Linked DNA regions of Homo sapiens: all the other regions are linked to region 1. A link is a contact called in ENCODE Hi-C or POLR2A ChIA-PET data. All regions are on one chromosome and are shown on one strand. Each heading gives the region's core, a stretch centred on a gene start or an enhancer-like site at or near the end of the contact. The rest is flanking DNA. Distances are from core to core; before and after follow the strand shown. Region 1 holds the start of AK2 (adenylate kinase 2). Region 2 holds the start of TMEM39B (transmembrane protein 39B). Region 3 holds the start of LCK (LCK proto-oncogene, Src family tyrosine kinase).

Region 1 (3,006 bases), core at 303-2,802:
AAAAGTATAAAAAAAATTAGCCAGGCGTGGTGGTGGGCACCTATAGTCCCAGCTACGCAGGAGGCTGAGGCAGGAGAATGGCGTGAACCCAGGAGGTGGAGCTTGCAGTGAGCCGAGATCGCGCCACTGCACTCCAGCCTGGGCAACAGAGCGAGACCACGTCTCAAAAAAAAAAAAAAAAAGAAGAGACCACAGCTGAAGGGATAGCAAATTCATCATCAAGATGTAGAAAATGAGTTGTTAGGAGCCTGTGGGGAAACATAATCGTTTCATTACACACTCTTAACTAAAGGTCCAAAGAGGCCCTTGGAGCTGGATGAAACTTTCACACACCAAAAAGCTGTAGAAATTATTTCCCTATCCAAGAGGGTCATCTCTTTTGAGAAAAACTATCTTTTCCTGACTTTAAAAGGTTAACGTTTTTCTTAATATAAAGGTAAAACTTGTTTTAAACTTAAGTTTTTAAACTTATTAAGAATTTACCATAGAACTTTAAAAAATCTATTAAAATATACAAAGGAGAGGTGCTCCTCTAATCACACTACACAGCGGTCTACACTTGTAATAAACAAAATCGGGATTTTTTGGGGGGGGAGTGGGACGGAGTTTCACTCTTGTTGCCCAGGCTGGAGTGTAATGGCTCAATCTTGGCTCACTGTAACCTCCGCCTCCTGGGTTCAAGCAGTTCTCCTGCCTCAGCCTCCCAAGTAGCTGGGATTACAGGCATATGCCACCACTCCCAGCTAATTTTGTATTTTCAGTAGAGATGGGGTTTCATCATGTTGGTCAGGCTGGTCTCGAACTTCTGACCTCAGGTAATCCGCTCGCCATGGTCTCCCAAAGTGTGGGGATTACAGGCGTGAGCCACCGCGTCCGGCCAAAATTCGGATTTTGTTGTAACTGCAATTTTGTATCTCGCTTTGCTAACATTTTCCCGCATGATTAAATTATCTTATACAACAGGGGTATTCCAGGATACAAATTGGTTGCAATTTATTTAACCAATCTCTTATTGTTGGACATTTGGAGTATTGCCTTTATTTTATGGTTTTTCTCGGGCTTTTGGGCTAAGTGTTGCAATTAACAACTTTGTTACACGAATCTTTACTCATATCCTTGATTTTATCCATTGAATTCGTGGAAGTGGAATTGCTGGACCAAAGGGTATTTGAAACATATTACTAATTTGTCTTCTAAGAGTGATTTTACCCATTTAAACTCCCACGCGCAATTTAATAGGATTTCAATGTTGTTGCTGGTGTCGTCAACTGTCAAATGCCGAAGTATACCTTCCGGCCTGACCTCCTGTCCTCCTTCGCGTTTTCCCGCCCACTCCGCACACCCGCCACCCTTAGTACATGCTGGCCCGCCCCTTCCTTATCCCGCACCAATTCTGTCCAATCAAAAGCAAAGTTCCTCAGTATCGCCGTGCAGTTGGTAAGGTGAAGAGTCCGTCGTGCTCAGGGGCGGGCGGAACGGGCTGACGGACGCGGCTATGGGCCAGTGTGAGCGGCGAGTGGGACGTGCGTGGCGTGCGTGCGTTGACCTGGGAAGCACTGGACCTGTGAGGCGTGCGAACTGGTGGCAGTGAGAGACTTCGGCGGACATGGCTCCCAGCGTGCCAGCGGCAGAACCCGAGTATCCTAAAGGCATCCGGGCCGTGCTGCTGGGGCCTCCCGGGGCCGGTAAAGGGACCCAGGTGAGCGGCAGGACTGGGCTTGGCGGCGGAGCCTGCTGAACTCCAAGGTCAAGGCGGCCGGAGATCTAGAAGCCCTGGACCTGCCCGGAGCGGGCCGGGGACTAAGGCCTGCGGGGAACGCTGGCCGGGGTCTCGGTTCTGGTGGGGCATTTCGGAGAGGGTCCAAATTGGAGGTCGGGGCAGTCTGAGTTAGGATTGGAGTGCCCGAGGGATTCAGTGTTGAAGTGTTGGGTTAGGGAATGTGAGGGCTGATTAATTCCACTAAGGGTCTAGAGACTGGAAAGGTTTGAGGGGTAGAGTGAGCCCTGGGCCGAGGCATCTAGATTACAGGCTGAATGGAGGCAATTAGCTTTATGGCCCAGGTTACCTGCGAGTTGGAGGTGAATTGTCCAGAATCAGGGTTACATTCCAGGCACTGGAGGTCGGGAGATTTTGATAATGATTTATGACTTAGGGGGAGGGGAGGAGAAGCATCTCCAACACGTGGGGCAGAGTGAGAGGTGACATGTGCTGTGTGAGCCAGTTGAATTGAGATGGGAGGAAACCTAAGGCTCTCCCTGTTTGAAAGTTGGGGGTGAATGTGTAGAACTGGTTTATAGCCTGGAGACCCATGAGTCGCAACCTTTGAGTAGTGTCCACAATAAGGGTTGGGAGTGCTCATGGGACCTGGCTTGGAGTTAGGACCTGAGGCTACTGAAGGCTAAGCAGCTTGGGATGACGCAAATGATTTTAGATGAAAAGGAACTTGAATTTTTTTTTATTTTGTTTTTATTATTTTTGTTTGTTTGTATCTTCCTTCCCTTTGGTTTTTATTTATTTTTTCCTTTTTTTATTTTGTTGTTGTTTATAGGGAACTTGAAATTTTAACTTTATCAATCAACAGGTTAAAAAACAGGCCCAGAAAGGTCAGGTGGCTTTCCCAAATTAGTGAAATGAGTTTCATGAGCCTGAGACCTCAGGAACCATGGAGTTAGAGTCTGAAGTTACCATCTGCCCTAGCAGGCAACAGGGGCCTCACTTGGGATCTGGGCCCCTTCTAGATCTGGGACATAATGGGGCCATAGATTAGGGTTGGGATCGATGATCTCATTTCGGATTTGGAAGCCCGCAGGTTGGATTATTGATGTCCCCTTCTTGCTTGGGGTCTGGCATTGCACCTGGGGCCCTAAGCCTCTGGCTCTTGCCTGTTGTTAGGCTTCAAAGAGGGAAGTCTGAGCTCCCAAATGAAAGGGAATCTGAGGACTGCCCTGTGCCCGCTTTTCTCTTCCTAGCACTTGCCAAGTTTTAAAAATCTTGGCAAACAGACC
Region 2 (3,006 bases), core at 171-2,670, 960 kb after region 1:
CGTGTGCTCTCAACTCTGGTACACATTGGGCCCCATTCAGACATAAGTTTCTGGAGGCCTATAACTCTGGGTAACTTTGGGACAGCTTTTTCATCCAGGGCCCCATGATTCAGCTCAAAGGGCATTCTGGGATCTCATGGGCAGGACCCAGGGCCTAAATAAAGGGTCAAGGATATGGCTGGGAGAATCCTGTGGCTGTGGACTGAAAAATTGGACCTACTAGGCTGAGCAGTCTAGCCCAAGCTCCCACGCACCACTTCGCACAAAAGTTCTGCACAAAGCTCCTAAGCACCTAAAAAAGTCACAACCTGACTGGGTGTGGTGGCTCACGACTGTAATCTCAGCAATTTGTGAGGCCGAGGCGGGAGGATCGCTTGAGACCAGGAGTTGGAGACCAGCCTGGGCAACATGGCGAAACCCGGTCTCTATTAAAAAATATATATACATACATATACATATTTTTAAAAAGTTATAACCTGTTCATACCTCTTCACAGTAACACAGCAGCCTCCATTCACATACACCCCACGCCGTAGCATCTCAGCTCGGAAGCGTTTCCCACACTTCGGAGCCAATTTTGGGCTTGGATGTATGCCCAAAATTATAAACCTCCACAAGTCTCTAAAAAGTACCTGGCGAAGAGCTCTGCCCTCCATAAACCCCCAGACCAGAAGCTCTGTTCATACGCTGTTATACTTGGCTTAGAAAATCCCACACAAACACCCTTAGTCCAGTCCAGAAGCTCTGCCCACACCCACTCTCCTCTCTTTAGAAGCTCTGCACCCACATAAAGCCCCTCAGCCCAGAAGCTCCGCCTACACACAACTGTCAGCCCAGAAACCCCGCCCACAAGCCAATAAAAGCCCTCTCAGCCCAGAAGCCCCACTCCAGAATGGGCTCCCTCAGTCGGAAGTCTCCCCGCTCCACCGCCCCCAGTGTAACCCCTCCAACCCAGAAACGCCGACTGCACTAGCGCCCCCTGCCCAGAATCTCCACCCTTAGCGCTGAAGCCACGCCCACTGGTAAGTCCCGCCCCCCTTTCTAGCCCCGACGAGCTGGTCCTCACGAAAGCCCAAGCCCCCACAGGGCTTCGTCTTAGAAGCCCCGCCCACCGTCCAATGTCCCGCCCCCACAACAGAGGCCCCACCCCGCAAAACGACAGGAGGGGGCGGGATCCCGTCTGCGCTCGCATCCCCTCCCCCTCCCGTCACCGGGCTCCTGTCCGCGTGGAGCAGCAATTAGCAGCCTGGCCATCCTAACCCGTGCGCCCGCTCGTTGCCAGGCCGAGCCTGAGCCGCTCTGCTCACCCATCTCCTCCCCCCGGTGCTCTCCGCTTCGCCGCCGCAGCTCCTGCGGGCAATATGTCGGAGGCGACGGCGGCCGGGAGAGGACTAACCGCCGCAGCCCAGTCCCGGGTATCAGCCGCGCGCTCCCGCCGCGCCGCTACATTTGCATACAAGGCGGGCTGGAAGCTGGCGCGCGCTTCTTAAAGGGGCCGCCCGGACGGAGGCGGTGCCTGCGCGCTCTTTGTCTCTCGGTCCCCCACGCCCTTCCTGCAGCTGCTGGTGAAGAGACTCAAGAGGGAGGGGAACGGAACCCACCTCCTGCTCTTCCCGTGCGTGTCTTCTCTCAGCATCTCCTGGACCGGGGCGGCGGCGACCGGAGGAGGGTGCGGAGCCGCCTCTCCGCTCCCCTAGGGGTGGACCATATCCCTGACCGGTCCGCAGGCACCTCCAGCCCAGCCCCACGTTGCGCTTCATCCTTCTCTTAGGCCTCACTGCGCTTTAGTCCACCCCAGTCAAAATCCAGGAGTCATTTCCTCCCTCCCTCGGCCCCCACATCCGATCTTTGCCTTAGTCTTTGTGAGCCTAAGTCCTAAATATTTCTCACATTTGACGTTACTCACCGTTCTCATTGTCAACACCGTGGTTCAGATCCTGACTGCCATTTCCCAGCCTTGCAATCTTGTTTTTTTATGCTTTACGATGAGGCTGCTGATGGTCACCGTGTAGGTTTCGGTGAGGGTTAAATGAAATAGAGCATGCAGAACTGAGTCTGTTTTAGTATTAGCCATCACGATGTTTGGAGAAGCATTGACTAAATGAGCTACATTTATTGTCATTAGGATTCTTCCCTCACAAGACCTACAAGCAGTTTTAGTCATCTTGTAGCTCCATTGCTTAGCACAGTGCTTGGCACTTAATAGCAGTATTCAATTAATTGAATGAATTAGTAGATATTTCATTAATAGTCATAGAGCTTACAGTCAAGTGGGAGGAGATAGACATGAACAAAATTGGTAAATTCTGTAGTATGTTAGATGGGAATGGTGTGAAGGAAAAACAGGAAAGGGGGATGGGGTTGCAGTTTTAAATAGGGCAGGCAGAGCAGGCTTCAGAGTTGACTTGAGTAAACACATGAAGGAAATGAGTGAGTCAGTGGTGCAGATTTCTGGAGAAAGGGGGCATTTCAGGCAGAGGGAATAGTTAGTGCAAGGTCCCTCAGGCAGGAGGGTGTATTTATTTTATTATTTTGTTTTTTGAGGGGATGGAGTCTCTGTTGCCCAGGCTGGAGAGCAGTGGCTCGATCTCGGCTCACTGCAACCTCCACCTGCTGGGTGCAAGCGATTCTCCTGCCTCAGCCTCCCAACAAGCTGAAATTACAGGCGTGCACCACCATGCCCGGCTAATTTTTGTTTTTGTTTTGTTTTGTTTTTTTGAGACTGGAGTCTCCCTTTCTGTTGCCCAGGCTGGAGTGCAGTGGTACGATCTCGGCTCACTGCAACCTCCGCTTCCCGGGTTCAAGCGATTCTCCTGTCTCAGCCTCCCAAGTAGCTGGGATTACAGGCACCCGCCAGCATGCCCGGCTAATTTTTCCATTTTTAGGAGAGGCGGGGTTTCACCATGTTGGCCAGGCTGGTCTCAAACTCCTGACCTCAAATCATCCACCCACCTCGACCTCCCAAAATGCTGGGATTACAGGTGTGCACCACCACGCCTGGTCTAA
Region 3 (3,006 bases), core at 249-2,748, 790 kb after region 1:
CCCCTCCTCTGAACCAATGCTCAGCCTGTTCTTGGCCCTTGTCCACTTGGCCCTTCTCTCTTTGAGAAGAGCCTCTGTTCCTGGGGCCCAAGAGCAAGGGACCCTGTCTGATTCGTCTGTCAGCATAGGGCTGGGTGGAAGGAACTGCTCATGCCTGTCCAGGGTGAATGACCCTCCCTGAAGTGCGAGGAGAGCCACCATGTTCCCTAGCCCCCACAAGAGGCTACAGGACTTGGAGCTGTAGACAGGAGAAAGGCTGGGACCAGCTGACTAGGCGGAAAGTGTGTGTCAAGAAAAACTCCAACGAAGCAGGGGAAACCTGGAAATCTGGCTGAGTGAGGACTTCCCAAAAAAATTAAGGCTCAGAGTTAAAAAGTGAGGAGGTGAGCAGGTAGCAACTATGCCTCCCCAGTCTCTCTCCACCTCCCTGGGGTTTGAAGCAGGAATCAGCAAAACCAACTGGCCCTACACAGGCAGGGCTGAAGCGGGAGGGAGCCAGGGGCGAGGGGAGGACATCCTGCTGTGACGCTTGGCAGGGGCAGGAATGGTGACTTTCCAGATGGAAGTTCAGCGCTTCCTCACCCAGGACCAACTGCACCCCTGTCTGGGATAAAAATAGTACTTCCTCTTCCTTTCTCCCATCATTCTCTTTCACTTCCAACTTCCCATACTCAGATCAGATATGTCCATCCACCCTGGAGCTCCATCCCAGATGATGGACACCCCCACACATATCAGTTCACGCCCATCAGGAGATTCTTCCCTCGATCGCTGAGGCTAAAATCACTCCTCGCATGTCCATCTGGATGCCTTGGGTGATCTCTGTCTCTCTCTCTCTCTCTCTCTCTCTCTCTCTCTCTCTCTCTCTTTCTCAGGAGATTCTTGTCACTGGGGTCTGCCCCAGAAACCAGAAGGATTCCTGGGTCCTCTGAGTCCAGCCTGTCCATCACCCTGCTCCAGGCGGGGTGGCCACAGCCTCAGCCATCACTCTCAGCCCTGCCACTGCCTTGCTGAGAAACCGTGGGCAGTGAGTGCCTTGTTCTCTCTGGGCCTCAGGAGCCTCATCCTCATGGCCTGAGGGACTGGGCTTGGTGGTTTCTGGAAGCCTTTTTAACACCTGACTGTCCATGTGCCTGGTGTCCAGGAAACACGCTCCCAGTCAGGTGGGGCCACTGGTGGACAGCACGACAGAGGCAAGCGACACCAGCTTCGCAGGAAAGAGGCGACCCAGCTACACTGCCTGCCTCCCACCTGACCTTGAGCGAGGATCTTCTCTCCCCAGCCACAAAGGGCTGCTGCATCCCTAGGGAGCCTGGGCCCGCACAGCTGCAGCCGTCTGCTATCAGGCCTCTCACCCCGGCGCCTGCGCCCCCAATACCAGCGCTCCTTACCTGCCCAGCCCGGGAGCCCTCTGGCCCCATTCACATGGTCCTCCTGGCCTAACCTGGCTGCCTGGACAGTCTCAGCTCCCTTCGCCGTCGTAGCCACCACCTGTCTCCCCGCGCCCACGTCCCACCCTGACTTCCTGCCTCCTCCGGAGGGCTCCGCAGCCAACCGGGCCCCAGCAGCCCAACCACAACCCTCTAGCACGCCAAGCTTCCTGCCACCATAGACCCCTGCCTCTCAGCCCCTGGGGGTCCCCTACATCTCCAGACCAGGTCCATCTTCCCCTACTGTCCCAGGGTGACACTGGGAGGTTTAAAGTTGAGGGGAGGATGTCTGATAGACCCTCCCTTCTGCCCTCCAGGGTGCATCTGGGCAAGAGATTCAAGGGCAGCCTTTGGGCCCAGTGAGCAGGGGGCAAGCGGACACACACTCAGCTTATGGTGAGAGGCAAACAGCACCTCAGCACCACCGTTGCAGCTGAGAGACCCTTTTGTTTCTGTCTGGCAGCAAAGGTAGCATCGTTCAGAGTCAGAGGAGAGGACAATATCCCTGTTAAATAGCTGGTGAGCAGACCATGCATGTTACAGTCAGGTCAGGCCGAGAGAACAATTCCCATGTCATCTCAGGGCATGGAACAGTAGCTTTATTATAGTCAAGGGTAGGTGAATGGCAGGCTACCATCCCTCTTACAGACAGAATGCTGGAAAACAGCCTGTTTCAGGAGGCAGACAGGACAACCTCATGTCTTCAAGAGGGCATAGTAACGGCCCCTGCTGTAGTCAGAGGCCAGGACAACACCCATTAATCATGGTTGGAGAGTAGGGCAACAGTTCGAATTCAGGTAGAGGCAAGGCCACAGCCCCTGGCAGAGGTGGAGGGCTTGGCACTATCTCCTGCAACAGGTGGAAGACAGAGCAAACAGGGCCGCTCAGGCCCCCAGGTGCAGGCCACAGACTGTCAGGACTTTCTGTTATAAGCAGGAGGCAAGAAGATTGTCACGAGCAGCAGGCAGGCAAAGAATTTCCATTTCCCCTGGGGCCAGGCTGAGGGGGCACCCATCATTAGCTGAGGGCCAGGTCACCAGTGATATGAGGAACTCCAGGTGGCCTCATCAGGTCCAAGAACTCGGCCTTGACCCCACCAGGAGGAAAGTGCACATGCGTCACTGCCTGAGTGAGCTGGTAGGGGGAGGGGAACCCACAGAGCATTGTTGGGGCTTGTGAGGTGGAAGCGATGCTGTGTGCACCTCAGCTGCAGAGAGAAGTGGGGGCAGGAAATAGGTGGGGGGAAGAGGAAGCCTGAGTTGGAAAGTCAGACAAAGAGGGTAACACAGAAACAAAGGCTGAGAGAGACAAAGTGAAAAACCTTCACAGTGACACAGAGCCTAGAGTTGGAGCTCCAAGCCTGGTGCAGGGCCCAGACTCCCTTGCAATGTAAGCCTGAACACTTCACGGTCCATCTCCCTGTCTCAGCACAGAGTAGAAAGACTGCCGCGCTGGGAGTGAGTAATAGTTCATATTCACTGAGCGCTCACTGTGCACTATCTCCCGTAAGGCACATCTGCTGCCTGTGGAGTGAGAATCAGCATCTCCATTGTGGAGGTGAGGAAACAGACTCAGG

What was found. A loop is a pair of places that touch in the nucleus more often than their neighbours do. ChIA-PET counts read pairs that join two places held with the same protein, here RNA polymerase II (POLR2A). Pooled maps may share reads with other maps.
Region 2: a pooled map shows a loop between it and region 1 (6-fold over the local background). The contact joins the promoter of TMEM39B here to the promoter of AK2 in region 1. A Hi-C loop is called at or near these places in 7 of 50 pooled maps. POLR2A ChIA-PET finds 5 or more read pairs at or near these places in 2 of 52 experiments (activated CD4-positive, alpha-beta T cell and activated T-cell).
Region 3: a pooled map shows a loop between it and region 1 (3-fold over the local background). The contact joins the promoter of LCK here to the promoter of AK2 in region 1. A Hi-C loop is called at or near these places in 2 of 50 pooled maps. POLR2A ChIA-PET finds 5 or more read pairs at or near these places in 2 of 52 experiments (HEK293T and activated naive CD4-positive, alpha-beta T cell).

Annotation. Positions count from the first base shown.
Region 1 is chr1:33,035,429-33,038,434 of GRCh38, reverse strand. It overlaps AK2 (adenylate kinase 2), which reads left to right and starts at 1,552. Exons shown (of 6, transcript NM_001625.4): 1 at 1,552-1,699. The coding sequence starts at 1,607. RefSeq lists an enhancer at 1,574-1,733.
Region 2 is chr1:32,071,353-32,074,358 of GRCh38, reverse strand. It overlaps TMEM39B (transmembrane protein 39B), which reads right to left and starts at 1,420. Exons shown (of 9, transcript NM_018056.4): 1 at 1,308-1,420. The coding sequence starts at 1,311. RefSeq lists an enhancer at 1,416-2,021.
Region 3 is chr1:32,249,757-32,252,762 of GRCh38, reverse strand. LCK (LCK proto-oncogene, Src family tyrosine kinase) reads right to left here and starts at 1,498. Exons shown (of 13, transcript NM_005356.5): 1 at 1,392-1,498. RefSeq lists enhancers at 2,146-2,235, 2,286-2,495, 2,686-2,895.